Regions from separate parts of the Homo sapiens genome. Here region 2 is linked to region 1. The links are chromatin loops, found by intact Hi-C in ENCODE. Cell type or tissue: OCI-LY7. All regions are shown on one strand. Each heading gives the region's core, and the rest is flanking DNA. Links, peaks and the distances in the headings are about the cores only. Region 1 overlaps CHCHD6 (coiled-coil-helix-coiled-coil-helix domain containing 6). Region 2 has its middle 92 kb from the start of PLXNA1.

Region 1 (9,821 bases), core at 4,465-6,964:
GGAAGCTGGCCTGCTCTCCCTCTGTGCCATCCCTAGAAAGGCCTGCTCCCTTTCCTTCTCCTCCCTGTTTCCGCGGCAGCCTGCTGCTGCTGCTGCTGCTGCTGCAATGTAATTAGGGGTTCTCAGGCCATCTCCCCTGCCAGGCCAGGGACTCCCCGAGGGGAGCAGCCCATCTTCCTCAGCTCCACTTCGCTGGTGTCCAGCAGAGGGCTGGACGCAGAGTAGGCAGCAGTGACTGTTTGCCAGTGAGTCAACGACTGAAAACAAAGGCATCTGCTTTATTTGTTTTCAGACAGTAGCGCATACTTTGTTTCCTAAACACGTGGCAGCCCCAGGCTCAGGGGCATATGCAGGGGCCCAGCAGGAAACGGCAGGGCACAGTGGCTGTGGTCCCATGATTGGTCCCTTCTTCAGGGCTCCAAGTCACTGCCAGGGCAGGGAATGATGTCTGCTCCTCAGCCCTACAAAGAGAACAGGTCAGAGTTGAGTCAGGGCCCACTCCGCCCATGCCCTCCAGCTCCGTGCAGATCGCCCTGTGACAGCAACCGCTTCCCAGGGAGCAGCTGTGAGTTGGTCTCCCTCCTCACCTGGAGACCCATCAGTGAGTCTCTTCACCTCTGTACCCCGGAGCCCAGCACAGTCCCCAGCAACAGGGGACGGGCCCTCACTCCACACGACAGTGACACCAGAACCCGCTCCCCTTTCCTTTACTCTCCCAGGGCTGGCTCAGAAGGCAGGTCCCCTGCCCCTGCCCCCTCAACCTGCTGCGGTGTTTCTGACAAGCACCCTGGATATAGAAGAGTCTAACCCAACTCTGCTCTGCCTCATCAAGGCCTCCCCTCTGTTCTCTGATTTTTCACAGCTCAGCAGGAGCCTGCTGGGATGCTGGGGTCCGCACAGTCAGGGTCCTGTGGTGGACAGCCTGAGGCCCCTGTCCTCATCTGAGATGCCCAGCACATCTGCACACAGGCAGGTGCCAGGCTCTGGGCCTAGGCATCACCTACCTGCCCTAGGAGCCCCAGGGCAGATGTTAGATCCTGGAGAGAGAAGCAGTGCTGCCCCACCCCAAGGCCCTTGACCATGTGGGCCTCTGTCCCCTGCTGTTTGGCCCCTTGCATAAGCAAATCCCTCTTAGGGACCCTTCACTCCCCGCTCTCTGGTTCTGCCAGCAGCCTTCTGAGGCGAAGGCTGGCGAAGGGTGGTGAGAGTTTCTCCAGCACTTGCCACATCTCACACACAGGGCACCACCCAAGTGCCTGGGTGCTGGGGCTCCGAGGGAGTCAGGTTGAATATGCCGTCTCCAAATGCACACACACTGCCAAGGCAGCACGTGGGGAGAGCAGGCAGGCCTCTGGCACTGCCATTGCTCAGTCTCTGGTTTCTTTGCTAGTCATGTCAGGGGTAGGGGCCGGGAAGGAGGGAGCCAGACCTGGCAGTGTCCCAGAGCCTCTCTCAGGGAATACACTGGGGTTTAATGTGATCTGTCTTCCTTGGTAATCACATTTTTGCCTTGGTGCGAGGAAGATATATTGGTGAGGTGTGTTTGTTAAAGAAATACTCTTAGGGGTGGTGGGTAGGGGCTGAAAACTACCACAGAGGTGGGGCTGGATGGAGAGAGGATGGAGTCTAGGGCTGGCCACTGAGGCGTAGGCCCTGCCAGGAAGCCAAGAGGCTGCAGCAGATCCCTCGGTAAAGAGTTAGGTGTGTGATGAACAGAGACTCGGAGCTGCCCTTGATTGGGTGTGTGGAGGATCTGGAGGCTTCACTTTGCTGGTGAGTAGGGAGCTAAGTGTCTGGTCGGTGCGAAGGGCCCTGGTCTGGCCCAGCCTACCCAGTGCCCCAGCGCCTCCTGCCCACGTGGAAGCAGAGTGAGCAGCCTTCCATCCTCTGAGATGGAGGAGGAGGCCGCCTGTCCTACCCAGGGCTTCCCTCTCTTGGAAGGCTGACAGAGGCCTTGCGACCACTCATCCTGTGTGGAGCTACTTCTGGGCTGTGTTCTGGCCATGAAGGGACAGTCGGTGCTGGACGGGGCTGTGACCAGCAAAGAGTGGAACAATCAGCCTTGGCAGATGGGTGTGAGCAGGGCATGACCCAAGGAAGCTCTTGCAGGCCTGGGGCTGCAGGACCCCGCTCAGTTCAGTGGGACAGATCTCCCCTTGGACATGGCTGGAGAGCACAGAGCATCTGGCCTCAGCCTTTTCCATCCCAAGTACCTAAAGCAGCCTGTCTCCTACTCAGGCCAAAGAGGCTTTTACGTGGGAAAGGAGACCTCGTCCTGTTGTTTCTCCCATACATTTTCACAAACAGGCCGCACTCCTTGGGGAGCCCAAACTAGGTGTTCTGAGAGTGAATGATGCTCCCCAAGGTGGGAGCTGTCCTGTTGGGGTGGGGCAAGGGTGAGGTATGGCTGGGAACAGCCTGACTGCACCAGAGGACGCTACGGGACCTGGGAAGGGGGAGGACTTATCTAGGATAGAGAGCAGCAGTTGGGGGTGGGGGAGGAAGGCAGTAGGAGCTGGCTGGGAGCGCATCACAGGCATCCAGGACAACCGAGGCCCACTGGAGTGGGAGGTGACCAGAGAGCACATGAGGCTTGGGACCACTCACCAGGAAGGCCAAGCCAGCACACCCCTGTAGACCAGCTCAGGGCAGGGTGGCTGTGAGCAGCTTCTGATGGCCACATCTGCTCCCACTCCTCTTCCAGATGGCCTATCCTTGCTGGGACCCCCACTCTGCACTCGGGCCTCTGCCACCCTCCCACCCCTAAGTGCCGAGGGCTAAGAAGTCCCCGGCACCCACAAGGGGCCCGGCCCTTGAAGGTGGGGCCTGACTTTACCCAGCCTGCTCCCACCCAGCCTAATAGGGCAAACGCAACAGGGATCATCTCCCTGGGGCCAGATGTCCAAGGCGCTCCTGGAAGCAGCCAGGAGAGTGTGCAGGTGACTGAGGAAAGCGAAGAATCCCTCCCTTGGCAAATGCAGAGACCTCCAAGTGGAGCATCTGATTCTAACAGGAAAAGGCAGGCAGAGATCTCCAATGCTAGATAGAGGTACCTCGCCTACCTCCCAAGGCCCTTGGAAACCTGGGAGGCAGGCAAGGCCTTACCTTGTGGGCGGCGCTCACGCAGCGCTGGTATGCCTTGACCAGGTCCGAGCACAGCAGCACCTCATGCGGGCGATCTCGGTAGCAGTGGAGAATCTGGGCCTGCAACCCTGAGCAGACGGGCTCCACCCTGCGGGGCCTGCAGAAGACAAGAGCAGGCAGGCCTGGGGCTCAGGTGCCAGCAGGCAGGGGAGAGAAACAACTCACATTCACTCCACCTACCTCCCAGGCGCTAGGCTAAGTCCCTGACACCCAGCAGCATCCTTTTAACCCTCAAGGAGAAGCACTGTGCTTTCCCGTTCTAGAAATGAGAGGACGGTCGCAGGGTCAAGCCCTGTGGTGGGTGGCTTAGGCTCACAATATAGCAGACACTGAAACATGCTGTGGTATGGGGCTCCACACCGGGCTCCTTCACTGGGGCCTGTGTACACTCAGGAGACAGGAAAGCCCCACTGGAGGGCCCCCATGAGGATGGTGCAGCCCGCCTCCAGGACAACCCGCCCCGCTGTGCCCAGGATAGCCATCCCTTTATGCCTGAGACAGCCCGCCCCACTGTGCCCAGGATAGCCGTCAGCTGCTTTCCTGGGCTTTCCTGTGCCTGTGGTTTACCCGTGACTATAACCATGTGACTTATTTTTTTTCCTGATTTAAAACTAATATGCGTGCAATAAGGAAAATGAAATCTACAGAAATGTCTAAAGAAATGAAAAATGTTCTTTTTACTTCTTAGAGGTAACCATTATAATATTTTGGGGGTAATTTACTATTTTTTTCTTTCTTTTTCAAAGTAGTTTTAGAACCCACAAAAGTGAGTAAGTTCACTTTCTAAAGTTGTGGAAAAAAAGAGCAAATATAGATAAACTAAAGTCAGTCACTGGCCCAGCCTCCTGAGCGTAATTTTGGATTGGTTGGTCTCCTTCCAGATTTCTCTCTCTCTCTCTCTCTCTCTCTCTCGTGCGCACACTGACACACACAACAGCACATTCGTGCACTCCCTGCCAGCCAGGTGCTGTCCTCCGGCTGCTGGGCGTGCTCAGTGCTGCTCCTTACAGCTCTGGTAGCAGACACTATCGTTCATCATGCTGTTCACACAAATGAGGAAACTGAGGCTCAGAGAATTAAGGCCATGCAGCTGGACAGTGGAGGAGCGGGACATATTTATTTACATGGCTTTGGATGTACTGTTGCTGCTCATTTGTTTTCTTAAGTGGGTTTTAGGCCAGGACCCTTCCCAGCTGTAGACGGACCCACTGTAACACTTAACAGCCTTTCCAAATTGAACACCACTCACGGCTGAGGGCACCAAAAAGAGCTGTAAAAATGTAGAAAGCCATTCCTCAAGTTTCTTAGCAATAGAAAGGATCACTGTCACACATGCCACAGCTCCACTCCAGGTACGTGGAGAGAGAGATATGTAGGTCAGTTGCTCTCCCACCAGGGTCTCCAGAGCCGTTATCATCTAACGATAACTTGAACACAGTTCCTCAGCTAGAAACCACCAGCACCAGGATGCTCGACAGCTTGGGAACAGGACCCCATATTTAGCTGTCTTGCTCTGGAAGTCTGCGGGTGGACACTTCTGTACACTGCTGACTTAGCAGTGATGCCACCTGGGTCTGGTCTTCCCTTCTCGTCCATGTCATCCCCAGGCCACTGTATGCAGCGCAGTCCTCTCTGCAGCAGAGGTCAAAGGGAGCAGGGAGGAGCAGGTCTCTCTGCTGTCTCATCTGACTACGCGGGACAATGCTCCCCTCAAACCCCACTCCAGGTTTCTCCTCCACTCACTGTCTAGGACCAGGTCACATACCCATGCCTAACACCATCGCTAACATGAGCAGTGAGTGTCCCATGTTCAGCTAAGGCCAGCAAGACCCATCCCCAGGGCATGAACAAAACGAACAGTCCCTAAATTAAAGACGGGGAGGGATGAGTGTGGGGTGGGGTGCAGCCGCCTGTGACTGCCATGCCACACCAGCGCCAAGGTAAAGGATGTGAAGGGAGAGCACGCCTTCCCCTTCCTGCCAGGGGAGGCCATGGTGGCCCAGCCCTGGCCTGGGTCCTTGAATTCCACCCCATCCTAGCCATTGAGGTCACAATTCTGACTCAAGTCTGCATTGCATGCACCAAGTCTTAAAGGGTCCTCTTATTTCCTGAAGAGGACTGGGTGGGGGGGGTTTTATCTGCATTGACTTCTCGTTCTTACATATGCAGGGCAGATGAGCCCCTGGTGTGCAGTCCTCTGCCCAGCTCCGGAGACCCGCTTCACTGGCCTGCGTCAGCTGCCGCACAGGCGGCTGGGGCAAGAATACAGCTGGGGTGTCTGGGGCAGCCCCTGATTTGTCTCCAGGTGCTTAAGCACGGCTCCACATCTGTATTTAAGAACTGTGACATGGGTGTGTCTAGTTGTGGGCTTTTTAGGCTGCTTCTTCCTTGGGGGACGGCTGGCCTCATGGCATTTCGTCTCAGGCAGGTGTTCTCAGGGACTGCACATACAGCTTTGGTTCTGAGTGTTCTGACACCTGTTTTAGGAGCACTTTCAAGTCACAGGCCAGGCTCTCTGCCTCCATCGCAGAGGCCTCCCCTCCTGTTCTGCTCCCTGAGTCTCCAGCCTTAGAAGGCTGTGCTCTCCCCTCCCCAGGCAGGGTTAAATCTGCAGGGCAGTGGGTGCCTTCAGTGGCACTGCCAGTCTCCCTGGGCTCTCTCTTGTCACCTATACTGCTGTCCCCTCATACCAGCCTCTTGCTGTGTCTTCTGTTCCTCCTGACGGTGCTGGCCCTCTAGAGTCTGAGACCCCAGAGCATGACTTCCATCATAGCCTCTGCTGCACTCCCCTGAAGCAGGACCCCACCCTGCCCTCATGGGGCCCTGGTGAGCCTGGTTCCTGGCTGCACCGTGGAGGCCAGCAGGCACTGAGGGGACCTGTGTGTCATGGTGAGTGGCTCAGGGGAAGCCCCAGGCTTAGTCAGGGCAGAGCTGTCCTAAGCTGTAACTCTGTGAGGCTTACTGATCTATGTGAAAAGAGGTACCATAGACAGGACAGGCGGAGGCTAAGTGGCCCCAGCCTGAGTCATGTGGCTGAGCCTCATGGAGCTGGAGGGCTGACCTGCTGAGCCCTGCCCTCTACAGAGGCACAACAGAGACGCCGACACTTTGCAGAATGGCGATGTGCAGGAAGACACAGCCACATTTGCCCCTCTCCCCATGGTCAGCCTGGCTGTGTCCCCTCCTCACTGGCTTCTCCTACTTTAGTTTCAGGTCCCAGGACAAGGGCCTCTGCATTTTGAGGGCAAACCTCGCAGTGGGCTCCCAGTTTAGGAGAAACTGGGCCATGGCGAAATCTATCCCCTCCTTGCCAGTATCGCCCGTGGGACCATGACAGCCTCTCTCTCCTGGGACTTATCAGAACAATATGAGGAGACAGAATGGAAGGCAAATGTCAACTGGAAGAAATTTCACCCATTTGTCCACAAAAAGGCTCTGAATGGGATAAGACAGGGAGAGCATAGCTCTGGAAATGAAAAGCTTTCTCTGAAGCAAGGCAGGGCTAGGCCTTCGGTGAAGCCATTCACAAAAGTAGGTGCACTCTATCCACCCTGAACCCCTCCCAGCCCTGGCACACCATGACCCTGTTTACAATGCATACAAAACAGCTCCCATGTTCAGAAACATGGTCTTGCAAACAGCTACTCTTCACATGCACAGATAAAGGTATCCAAAGTGTGCCACAAACTTGCCAGGGATAGAAATAAGTCCTGTACCCCTGTGTAAGGACATTTCCTTGGAGAATGAAGATCTAATGGTCCATGTGGCTTCGAAGGGGTTCACACCATTCGCATTGGTGTATGGGGTGTCTGTTTGCACAGGCATCAAAGACAATGCCCAGGAAGTTGGCTCACCTCACTGGCTCTTATGTTCCTCATTGGTACAATGGGAACAGTAACACCGCTTGCCCCATAGAAGAACAGAATTGCATGCTGTGAAGTGCAGCTCTCATAGCAACCTAGCCATCAGTGTGAGAAACCGAGGTGGGGCCAGGGTCTGGAGTGGGGTGAGCTTGCAGAAAGGCTGGGTTACTGGAGGCACTTGGCAGAGAAGAGCTGAGGATATGCTGGGGTGGTGGAACTGCCAACGTAGGGCTTGGAGGGTGGGACCTTACCTTAAAGGGTCCCTCCCTCTACAGCGTAAGCTCTGATATCATTCGAGACCTAGTTCAGACCTCGCCCAGCCTCAGTGGTGCCTCCTCCTCAGGCATGTTAGGGCATTAGCGAGTCTGCATAATCATGGTGTCTCTTCAACAAGGAGCTGGCAGATGTCTGAGGCTGGGACTCTTGGTCTAGTGGAAAGAACACAGGTTCTGGGATCAGACAAACCTGGGGCAAGGCGCTGGCTTTGTCACTTTCCACTGTGTGGTCGGTGCATCAGGTATGGGGGAGGACCCCACCCCACAGAGCTGTTGAGAGGATGGCAGGAGAATGGCAGGTGATGCCCAAGACGGCCCGGTCAGAACATGCTCAGTAACGCAGTGTGGCCCTGAAGGAATCATTGGCATTCAGTAAATAGGACCACAGAAGACCCCACATCCAGCCTCCTGATGGCCCTGAGAATGTGATGGCCACAGACAAGGCACATGGGTCCTGGTCCCTGGCAAGCAGGCCGCATAGGTCTGCCTGACTCCCAGAGCCCCCACCCTGTCGGCTGAGACCACAGACACAGCAGAGTCCAGAGGCCCCATGTGGTTCCTTCCCAACCCCTGTGCCTGAGCGGGCCTCTCCCACTGACCACCTCTCCTGGACCTTCTCCATTCCCCGCACTCCATCCAAAACACATTCATCTCTCAAAATATGGAAAAGCTTTTCAAATCGAAACCCCCTTTTGCCTCCATCTCCGTCCCAGGCCACAGCAGCTTCTCCTTGCTTAGAGAGGTGCTGCCTGGGGCTCCCCCTGCCCCACTCCCCTGGGCCCCATGCCGAGCCTCACTGCTCAGCTGACGGCACCTGCCTGGCCCTCACTGCCTCTCTGGCCACTTACTCTGGTTCTCTTCTGCTGGACCCTGGGCCTCTGCCTGTGTGCGAGCTCCACCTGTGGCCCCTGCCCTTGTCCCCTCAGCACACCAGCATGGTGCCCAGCTCAAGACCTGCTGTCCCCTGCCTGCCATGCAGCCCAGCAGGTGGCCATGGGCCCACATGGACCAGATGTGGCTAGCCCTCATCCCAACATCTCCTCCTCCTGAATTTCAGTTGGGTCGGCAGCACCAACACCCAGCTGGTCCAGCTGCACACCCAGAGCACCCAACTTCTCCAGCCCCCATGCCCACAGAGCACTCCCAAGTCTAGCCTACAGGAGAGCCCTAGCCCATGCCCTTGTTTTCACTGTCATTAAATAGCCTCCCAACGGTCCTCTCTACTTCCAGCAACAGTGATGCTTTCAGAACATAATGCAGGCCACAGATTTCTAAAACACCAAGGCAGTTCAAAAACTCATTCTTAGGTAATCACAACTCACTGCACAATGTGCGAAGCATTACCTCATTTAATCCCAAGCAGGCCCACATAAGGTAGAAGCTCTGTTTTTCCTTAAAACAAAACAAAACAAAAACAAACCCACAATGTCTCCAAGTGATACAGTAACTTGCTCAAGTTCACCATTTGAAAAGCAAGGCCAGATCTCAGGCCTAGTTAGACTGTACCCAGACCTGACGGCCTGCTAGGTCTCCCATGGACCTCAGGCTATCTCAAGCACCCTGACACTGTGACCTGTCACCCTGCCATTGTCGCAGAGCTGGTATAACTCTGCCGCCAGCCTGAGTGCCCTGAGAAGTTGGTCTGTGTCCCCAGCCCATCCCCAGCTGGATGAGGGAACTGACCTCACACCTCTGGTGGCCGACTGGCCCCTGGTCTCATACCCACTTCTCCTCAGGCAGAATACACTGCACTTGGTGAAGAACCCATAACTAGCTAGAGACCCAGGCGATCCTCCCTCCCTCTTCCTTCTCTCTGGTCTTGGTCCACTATCCATAAGTTTCGGTACAACCTTCCCTTCCATCCATAACCTCTGCACCCTTCCCTTTCCACTCATGACATGCCTCTGAGCAACCTCCCTTCCAATCCACGTGAAGCTTCTTTGCAACTTTTCCTTCCATCCATGGAAAGCTTCCATGAAGTCTTCCCTTAGTTACATGACAACATTCTGTGCAGTATTCATTTTTTTGTATTAGTCTGTTTTCACACTCCTATAAATAACTGCCTGAGACTGGGTAATTTATAAAGAAAAGAGGTTTAATTGACTTACAGTTTTGCATTGCTGGTGAGGCCTCAGGAAACTTACAATCATAGTGGAGGGGGAAGCAGGCACATCTTACATGGCGGCAGGTGAGACAGAGATGCAAAGCGGGAAGAGCCCCTTATAAAATCATCAGGTCTCACGAGAACTCACCATCATGAGAACAGCCCGGGGGAACCACCCCCATAATCCAATTACCTTCCTTCCTTGACACGTGGGGATTACAATTCAAGATGAGATTTAGGTGGGGAAACAGCCAAACCATATCAATTTCATCTGTGACAAGCTTCCGTGAGACCTTTGCTTCCCATCTATGACATATGCAACCTTCAATCCATAACAAGAATCCATATGACCTTTCCTTCCCATCAACAACAATGCTTTCTGCATCACTCCCTTCCCAACAATGGTATGGCTCTATGCAGCTGCCCCATCCACCC
Region 2 (9,821 bases), core at 4,243-6,742, 120 kb before region 1:
CACGTGTGAGGCAGCCGCTGAGGTTGAGGACCTGGGTTTTTCATTGTATTGAATTTTAAGTCATTTAAATGTTAAAATGGATGTTCAAATCAGTTCAGTTATTTTGGAACAAGGTGGCTATGGAAGTAGTCTCTTTCAACAGTAAGTTGTATCAGACCTAAAAGCAGATCAAGTATTTCCTACAAAAATTTAGCTTCTGAATTGACATGTGTTATACATGTAAAATACATGAAATTTCAAAGATAGTACAATAAAAAAAGTGAGAACACAGAATACCTCACTGACATTTTTATATTGATTACATATTGAATAATAATATTTTGGATAAATTGGGTTAAAAATATATGAAAGATAAGTAAATACAAACAGACATGTAAATATATCCATACATTTAAATTAATTTCTTGTTTAATGTGGCTACCATAAAATTTCAAATTACATTTGTGACTTGCATAATCTTTCTCTTGGATGGGGCTTTTCTAGAGCATTCTTGGAGGGGGCAGTGGTTAGACCAGGGGTCAAGGAGAGCCTCTCTAGGGCGGGAACACTGGAGCTGAGAACTTCAGGAGTGGAAGGAGCCAGTCATGTGGAGACGGAGAAACAGCAAGTGCAAGGGCCCTGCAGCAGAGTGCATTTGTCATGTCTGAGGCACAGAGAGAAGGTAGCTGCCTGCATATGAGTGAGGGAGAGGGAGAGGCAATTCCTTCAGACATATGGGCCATGCCCAGACCATGTGGACTGGAGAGTCCATGGTTTCCAGAAATGGCCTCACCAGCGTCTCTCATTTCATGTGCTCTTCTGCAAGTGACACAGCCACTCTCCATCTATGTCTCCTGGCCTTGAAACAGCATGCACTTGTGCCTTCTTGGACCACTAGAGTCCAGTGGAAGCGACATTATGTAACTTGCCAGGCTAGGTCAGAAAAGGCCTGCATGCAGCTTCCTCCTGCTTCCTCCCATGCTCTCCAGAAACCCCTCTCAGCACCTGTCCGCCATGCTGTGAGGAAGCTAGAGTCCCTTGGGGACATGTGGGCAGGCGCTCCAGTCTACAGGCTCCACTGAGCCAGACCTGGTACAGCAGAAGCAAGCCACATGCTCAGGTCCCATCCAGAGTCCTTGCACACAGAATGCCTGAGCAGAACAACATGGCTGGCATATTCCACCGCACAGCTACTCAGGGTTTGTCACCTGTCCGTATTTGCCAGGACATGTGACACAGTGAGGCATTTAAGCTGCATTCTAAGCTTCTTCAGCAGCCTTTAAGCATGCAAGTGGCAGGATTTGACTTTTAACGTTTAAAAGATGCCCTTGGCTGCTGTGCTGAGAACTGATGGGGGAGGGGCAAGAGTGGAGGCAGAGAGGCCAGTAGGCAGCACTGAGGGGCAGGGTGCAATGTGGACCACGACACTCACGAAGCTCCCTGCTAGACCTGCATTGCCTCCCAGGCCTCCCGCAGCCCCATTGTCACCACCACCCCCTCAGACAGACGAAGAAAGCGTGCACTCGAGGAAGCCAAATGATCAATCCAGGGTCACAGGGCGAGCGACTGGCCAGGAAGGATTTGAACCCTGGTAATCTGGCTCTGAGTCCCTCCCCTACCCCCCCTGCTGGGGTCTCTCAGGACAGAAAGACCCCAGCAAAGACTCAGTGCCCAGTGCCGGGCCCAGAGACACCAGCCAGGGTCCTGAGCTGGGTAAGAGCCATCACCTGGGACCCGTGTGTGTGGGGCACTCTGCTTCCCCCAGTTCCTGGAAATGTCTCCAGCTTATCCACTTGCTCTGACCACGGTCTGCCTTTGGTATGGACACCTGGTAAACCCCACCCAGCACTGGCCTGGCCAGACCCACCAGGGAGGTGCGGGGAGGATTCTTTCCCAGGAGGCATTAGAAGACCAGAAGCCATTAATATCTGCAGCAGCCTTGGGCAAGTCCTTCTCCTCTCTGGGCCTTAGTTTCCCCATTCTGTAAATGGGCGGGAAAAGAAAAAAGACCCTCTAAATTTCTTCTCAGCCCTAATGCTCTGGAAGGCAAGAGACCTGAGACCTGGGCTGATTTGTCCCTTGGTTGCAAGTGACAGAGACCCTGTTCCAAGGAGGAATGGACTGGCTCAGGTCACTGAAAAGTCCAGGGGTAAACTTTAGGTGTGGCTAGATCCAGCGGCTCACCCAGTGTCATTAGAAACTCATCTGTCTTCTCTCTCCATCCTGAGGCAGGGCCTGCAGGGCCTGGCAGCTCCAGGCTTAATATTTTTGCCCTTAGCTATACCAGAAACCCCAACCACCCCCTGACATGGCCTTGACTGGCTCTTCTTGGGTCACATACCCACCCACTCAGAGACCAATCAATGTCCCCCAAGGGATTAGAATGCTCTTGGTGGCCAGCTTGCTCACACCACCTGGTTCACAAGGAGATAGAGCCTTGAGACTCCAGCAGTTGGGGTCGGGGGTGGTTTTGAAGGCAAAGGAACCAGCAGAAGTCCTCTTGGCGCCCTCCTCCTAAGTTGTTGTGAGATGGGGGAATAGGTCATGGATAGTATGCAGGGTTATGTGGCCTGAAGTGCTGTCTGGGCCAGCCACCCTCAGGATGGCCCAAGCCCTAAAGCCTGCCCACACCCCCGACCCACGGCCAGTCTGCACACGGCAGAATCAAAGACACCCATGTGGCACTTCCTGCTCAAAGCTGCCCAGATCTCTGTCTCCCAAGGCCCCACTAAAGAGATTATGGGCCTGTCTTTTAGCAGAAACCCTGGGCCTCTGGGCTGGCTCTGCTAATCCCGACAAAGGATAACAGGCCCCTAATTAATTCTCCAAATCTGATGGCAGTGTGAACACCAGCCAGTCCACCCGCCTTAATGAGTTTAATCGACTGGACTTGACGATTTTATTCGAAACCTAGGGCCACAAATTAAGCTCTTAAAAATGCACTTGAACTTGATTGGCAGCAGTAATCCCAACAAAATCTGTTTAATCCTTGGGCTGCCCACGCAGGAACAGCCCGTGCGGGGCTGTGGGCCTGCAGCTCAAACGCTGGGATCCCCTCCCTTCTCAGCTCCAGGGCTGGGTCTCCTCTGCCTTCTGCCTTTAGGCCAGGAGGGAGGACCGGGAGAAAGAAAGTGCCCCGCCTCACCCCTACTGCCCAGGTGCACACCTAAGTACCCTTCAACCCTGGCCCAGACTACTTCTCCAGGAGTACTTCTCCCACATTTCCTGGTACGGCTCGTGGTGCTCCCACCACTGGTGTGACTGGCTCGCATGCTCCGGGGGCAGAGCCACCTGCTGCCCATTCCTGGGTCCCAGCCCCCAGCTTAGGTGCTGTGAGTTGAATGTTGTTGGTGGCCAGCTTTGCACAGATGGCCCCAGGGACATGGCCCCCATGGACTCTGTCCTCCTGAAGAAGATGGATTGCAAAATTGGCCACAAGGCTCCATCCTTCCTCTGGAGTCCCTTGCCCCACCATGTGATTCTGGCTGGCCAGATTTTGCTTTGACCACTAGCATGGGTGGGAGTGATATGCCACTGCTCAGCCTACACTTCACGCTCCCTCAGAGCCCTGCCTCTGCTTGACCACAAACTTGGCCTGGAGGCTGCTGGAGAATGGGAGGCCCTATGGAGCCAGGTGGTCCCTGTGGAGGTCATTCTGAGAGGTGACAGTGTGCTGGCAGCCCTCGAAGCCCTCGCTCGCTCTTGGCGCCTCCTCGGCCTTGGCGCCCACTCTGGCCACGCTTGAGGAGCCCTTCAGCCCACCGCTGCACTGTGGGAGCCCCTTTCTGGGCTGGCCAAGGCCGGAGCCGGCTCCCTCAGCTTGGGGGGAGGTGTGGAGGGAGAGGCACGGGCGGGAACTGGGGCTTCGCGCCACACTTGCGGGCCAGCCTGAGTTCTGGGTGGGCGTGGGCTCGGCAAGCCCCGCACTGGGAGTAGCTGGCTGGCCCACAAGCCCCGGGCAGTGAGGGGCTTAGCACCTGGGCCAGCAGCTGCTGTGCTCAATTTCTCGCCGGGCCTTAGCTGCCTCCCCGCGGGGAAGGGCTCAGGACCTGCAGCCACCCATGCCTGAGCCTCCCTGCCCCGCCGTGGGCTCCTGCGTGGCCTGAGCCTCCCGGCGGAGTGCTGCTCCCTGCTCCACGGTGCCCAGTCCCATCGACCACCCAAGGGCTGAGGAGTGCCGGCAAATGGCATGGTACTGGCAGACAGCTCCACCTGCGGCCCCGGTGTGGGATCCACTGGGTGAAGCCAGCTGGGCTCCTGATCTGGTGGGGACTTGGAGAATCTTTATGTCTAGCTAAGGGATTGTAAATACACCAATCAGCACTCTGTATCTAGCTCAAGGTTTGTAAACACACCAATCAGCACTCTGTATCTAGCTCAGTGTTTGTGAATGCACCCATTGGCACTCTGTATCTAGTTAATCTGGTGGGGACTTGGAGAACCTTTATGTCTAGCTAAGGGATTGTGAATGCACCAATCGACACTCTGTATCTAGCTCAAGGTTTGTAAATGCACCAATCAGCACTCTGGGTCTAGCTCAGGGTTTGTAAATACACCAATTGACACTCCTTATCTAGCTAATCTAGTGGGGACCATGGAGAACTTTTGTGTCTAGCTCAGGGATTGTAAACGCACCAATCAGCACCCTGTCAAAACGGACCAATCAGCTCTCTGTAAAACAGACCAATCGGCTCTCTGTAAAATGGACCAATCAGCAGGATGTGGGTGGGGCCAGATAAGAATAAAAGCAGGCTGCCCCAGCCAGTAATGGCAAGCCACTGCATGCCCTTCCAGACTGTGGAAGCTTTGTTCTTTTGCTGTTTGTAATGAATCTTGTTACTGCTCACTCTTTGTATCTACACTGTCTTTATGAGCTGTAACACTCACCACGAAGATCTGCAGTTTCACTCCTGAGTCAGCAAGACCACGAACCCCTTGGAAGGAAGAAACTCTGAGCACATCCAAACATCAGAAGAAACAAATTCTGGGCAGGCCGCTCTTAAGAACTGTAACATTCACTGCGAGAGTCTGTGCCTTCATTCTTAAAGTCAGTGAGACCAAGAACCCACCAATTCCGGACACAAGTCTACAGCAGCCAGCCGGAAAAGTCAGCAACAGGACACTGGTTCTTGAACAAGCCCAGACCACGGAGTTCAGCCCAGGCATTAGAGCTCAGTTAAGACCATAGAGCTCAGCCCAGCCCAGCCAAGCATAGCCCAGACTATGGAGCTCAGCCCAAACCACAGAGCTCAGCCCAGCCCAGCCAAGCATAGCCTAGACTACAGAGCTCAGCCCAACCCAACAGAGCACAGCCCAGACCACAGAGCTCAACCCAGACCAGCCAAGCACAGCCCAGACCACAGAGCTCAGTTCAGACCATAGAGCTCAGCCCAGCCAAGGATAGCCCAGACCGTGGAGCTCAGCCCAGACCAACCAAGCATAGCCCAGCTCACAGAGCTCAGCCCAGACCACAGACCTCAGCCCAGCACAACAGAGCACAGCGCAGACCAGCCAAGCACAGCCCAGACCATGTAGCGCAGCCCAGTCCAGTCAAGCACAGCCCAGACCACAGAGCTCAGCCCAGACCAGCTAAGCTCAGCCTAGACTTCCCAGCTCAGCTTGCCAATACTTAAAGTCTGAAAATAGTATATGATATTGTTTCAGGCCCCTGTGTTTAGAGGTGGCTGGTACACAGCTCAGCTTCCTGGGACACCTCCCCCACTAGCCCAGCTCTCTGCAGAGTTGTGGTAGGTTCTGCCTTTACCCTCCAAGGTCTCCAAGTGTTTAGGAGCACCCGTTGGAAGTACGCTGTCTGCCACAGCCAAGCCTTTGCTTGAGCCTGCCTCACCCCCAAGCTCCCCTAACTTGCAGTCATTGCCCCTCACTGCCCTGCTCTGGAGCTGGCCCTGTCATTAACTCACCAGCCAGGTCTCACTAACTTCAGCTCTTTGGGAGCAGAGCCATGGGAATGAGCCTTGTCTTCCCAGAGGGTACCTGGCTGTGTTCAGATTGAGTTTCCTCCTGCCCAGTGACCAGGGCTGGATTGGATGCTCCAAGTAAAACAAACACACTAGCACATGCATGCACACACACGAACACTTGCACATGACCACACACACATGCACACGGATATGCTCCTACAGGCACCACACACAGTTAAAATAAGCTCATTATACTCTGGCCGCAGGACAATTTACCCTGTAGCTGTTTGCTAAGAAAGCCACTCAGAGAGGACAAAAGAAAATCCAGCTTTTTTATATATTTCAAAATATGTTTTCTCTATCAGATTGGCCAGACTCCAAGTGTTTTCAGTCTGCTCTGTGGGCCAGACCTCAGGAAAGTGAGCACTGCTTGCCTTGCTGCTGGAAGGGTTCGTGGCATGGCCTCTATGAAAGGCAGTGTGGCAATTCCCATCAACATTATCCACTGACCCAGCAATCCCACCTGCGGAATTTTGCCCTGCAGGTGTACCTACCCACATTTCAAGAGACTCTGAGCAAGATTACCCACACCACATTGTTTCTGGCAGCAAAAGAACAGGAATAGCCCGAAATGCCCATCTCATTTTAAAACCTTGCAAATGCAGCATCTGTTTTACAAAAATAACAATAATGAAAAGCTGCAGAGTCAATGAGTGAATGCATGCTGGTCAAGCAAGCAGTCATGGTCACTGGGACGTTGGGAACACTCCGAACCCCACTCTGATGCCTGCCCAGCTGCAGCCCCTCCTGCGGGTGTCAGCACCGCCCCACCCCACAAAGCTGGCCTGACGCCTCCTCTGTCCCTCCCCAGCCCCTCCTAGCACACACGCCAAAGGGACTCTAGCCATCAACCCGCTGCTCGTCCCAGTTCTACAGCAGCCCAGAGGGGCGTCCAGGGCTGACTGAGCAGCAGGGCGGCCTGAGGCCCCAGGGCTCCCAGCGCCAGCCCCGCCTGTGAGCCCAGGAAGCAAGCTGCTTTGATGAAATTTTCACACTCCATGCATCTTTCAGGAGGAGGAGTTGGGTGGGGAGTGGAGAGGGAAGCTCCCTAGATGCTTTCTATGCTAGGGCTGGGCCTAGGGGCTGGGACCACATCAGTGAAGGTAGACCAGCAAGCCCCAGCCCTCCACCCACCCCCACTGGCCATACCAGGCAGGAGAGGAAGGCCTAGGAGGGGAGCAGTCACCTCTCGTTCTCACAGCAGCCGGCTATGGCCCTCTGACCACTGGTCTCCACTCTGCAGTGGTCAAGAGTGAGGCTTCTCCCCAGTCCTTGCCCTGCACTGGCACACGATGTTGGCAGCAGATGGACAGAGGGTCAGCTCCCAGTTACCTGTGTCCTCAGAGGCTGGAGGAGTCTGGTCCCCACCCTCCCTGCCTGCCAGGCCTGCGTCTCCACCTGGGAAGGGGCACCACACCTACCTGCCAGATGTTCCACACCCAGTACGTGCTGGGGAGCAGAGGGTCACTCTGCCCCATCCATGTCTGTCTCTCTTCTTTGTCTCTCTGCTCCAGCCCTGTCTCCACCCTCCATTTGGCTTGGGAAAGTCCCTGTGCTTCCCAATCCTGTTCTCAGTTCTCCCATTTCTCCTGGGAGTGAACAGGTGTGTGATCCGACACAAGGGAGGTCCTCCATGCCTGGGCCTGGCTACTCTGCACAAGTGGGACCCTCACCCAGCTTCAGGGCAGGCCCACACCTCCCAGCCTTGCCCAGCCCCACAGTCTCCATATGGGTTCCTTCAAGGCTATGCAAGGATTCCAGTGCCAGTAGTGTGCATGGGGGCTGAGCCCAAGACCCCCTGGAGGGCTGTGAAGAAATGAGAGGGGGAAGGGAACCTGCTGGGAAGGGCTCGACACAGGCGGGTGGCCACTTGCAGGTGGCTGAGGTTCAGTCCCGTGGACACCAGAGACTTCTGAGGGTCACGTGTGGGGTCTGTCCTTGGCACTTCCACCCTGCCATGCGTGCATGAAGTTGAGCAGCTCTGGCGACTTTCAGGCTGGGGCCAGCACTATGCACAGGGCTCCGGCTGCGTTTGCTTGCTCTTCTCCTCCCTGAAGCACTTGGTCATGCAGTTGTGCCCACTGAGAGCTTGCAATGGCAGCTCCCACTGTCCCTGGGAAGCTGCTCTTGGCAGATGGGGGGAGTCTATCCCAGCTCCTACCTTGAAGACACTTCTGCCACTCCCCGGGGGTCTGCACTGGCTGCCTTGCTGGGCCCTCCCTCCTCTCGCCTCCTGCCCCAGACTTGCTAAGCCCATGTGGGGCGGCAACGAACCCTGCATGTGCTAATTCAGCAAACATTACCCAGCTCCGGCCAAGTAACAGCACTAACTAATCCTGCCAACACCCCTGCAAGGCACATACCCTCACTGCCTTTTACAGATGAGAAAACCAAGGCCTAAAGAGCCAAGGTGACTTGCCTGAGGTCTCCCAGCCAATGAAGAGTGGAGCCAGGGCTGAAACTGGGCCTGTCTCACACCAGCCACCATGTTTGAAACCCCCTTGGAGGACAAGCGCCGACTCAGCCTCCGTGGGGCTGCTCAGGGACTCCGGGGCGCTGGCTGTCTAAGGAGCAGACCCCTCTGGACGACACCCACATCTGCTGGAGTGGCAAGGGCACACGCTGCTGCCCCAGGCACTCTGCCCACAAGTGGCACCAATGCCTGGGCTCTAAGTGGCACCCCCGCACCCCAGTTATACCTGGGCATCATGTGACCACGCCCCTCCTGCACCCCAGGCCCATTTCAGCCTGAGCTCTGTTGGCTCGGCCCCTCTCTCTTGAATCACTCATTCCTTTCCCTCTGCACAGCTGCCACCTGCCCCACCCTGTCCCTGCCACCATCTTCTCTTGTCTGGCCAATTGCAAGGGCATCAAAGCAGATCTCCTGACGCCACTCTTTTACAACATATTTCCTGCTTCAGCTCATGGCATGTCTCTACTCCAGAGCCTCATGAGGCTTTCCCTCACCCTCCTTACCCTGGCCTGCCAGGTTGCATGGTCCACCCCCTGCTGATGCCTCCACTGTCACAGGGCCACCTGGTCCTCACCCCACACTCTACCCCATCCTCACTTCCTCTGCCCACTGCCCTCACCCCTTGCCAAGATGATCCCTTCATCCTCCAAGCTCCAACTTAAATGTCCCTTCTCAGGATGACTGCGGCTCCTTCAATTGTTCTCCAAGCTCTCTGAGCATCTCAGCAGGGTCCTGTACAGATGGAATTTTCCAGAGACAACCGTAATGACACTTTCCATATGACACCCTTCTGCAGCGTGGCCTTCCCATCCTCCCGTCGTGCCCTTTGGATGTGGGCAGGATGGAGCCTTGCTTGCAGCCAGCAGAAAGTGCTGGAAGTGGCGCTGTGTGATGCCATGGTGAGGTCAGGACAGCCACACCGCCTGTTCTCGTTCCCTGGAGCACTGCAGCTGAGGCTCCACCACCTCAAGGCCACTCACGAGTCACCTGTCTTAGCCTTCAAGTTCTCCCAGGCCTGGCACCAGATGTGTGAGCAAAGGAGCCCCCACTCACTTCCCATCCCATCTCCCCCAGCCTTGGAGTCTTCCCAGCCGGGCCTGGAGTACAAGCCAGCCATCGCCTGCCATGCCCTCTCCGAACTGTAGCCACAGCATCTGTGAGTGCAACAAAATGGCTCAAGTTGGTGCCACTACGTGGAGGTGGAGGATTTGCTGTGCAGTGATGGAACCCCGGCATTCCCAATCCTCCCAGCCTGGCTACAAGCAGTCTGTGCCTTTATAGGAGCAGAACCAGGACGGGTCTTTCCTTTGAGGAACAATTTTCTAAGTCTTTTGAATCAGCAAAGGACAAACCAGGGTCCCTTCTGGAAGGCAGTGTCTGGCTTCCTT

Evidence for each region. A loop is a pair of places that touch in the nucleus more often than their neighbours do. Peaks named below come from ENCODE experiments on the same cell type or tissue, not always from the same donor. Only the 100,000 strongest peaks of a DNase experiment are listed, where the experiment ranks them.
Region 2: a loop joins it to region 1, with 10 times the contacts of the local background. A loop is called at or near these places in 2 of 110 quality-filtered maps.

What each region holds. Positions count from the first base shown.
Region 1 is chr3:126,950,836-126,960,656 of GRCh38, reverse strand. It overlaps CHCHD6 (coiled-coil-helix-coiled-coil-helix domain containing 6), which reads right to left. Exons shown (of 8, transcript NM_032343.3): 7 at 3,106-3,241; 8 at 237-461. The coding sequence ends at 456. Among named protein-coding and RNA genes, the nearest start is that of PLXNA1, 27 kb to the left of the region's middle. RefSeq lists enhancers at 200-747, 5,937-6,026. In OCI-LY7, for the core only: no CTCF peak of the experiment used is centred there; a DNase peak (open chromatin) is centred at 5,456; H3K4me3 peaks cover 611 bases; H3K27ac peaks cover 1,366 bases.
Region 2 is chr3:127,070,620-127,080,440 of GRCh38, reverse strand. No RefSeq gene overlaps it. Among named protein-coding and RNA genes, the nearest start is that of PLXNA1, 92 kb to the right of the region's middle. RefSeq lists a silencer at 4,650-4,719 and enhancers at 8,909-9,409, 9,410-9,821. In OCI-LY7, for the core only: no CTCF peak of the experiment used is centred there; a DNase peak (open chromatin) is centred at 5,330; H3K4me3 peaks cover 1,444 bases; H3K27ac peaks cover 1,878 bases.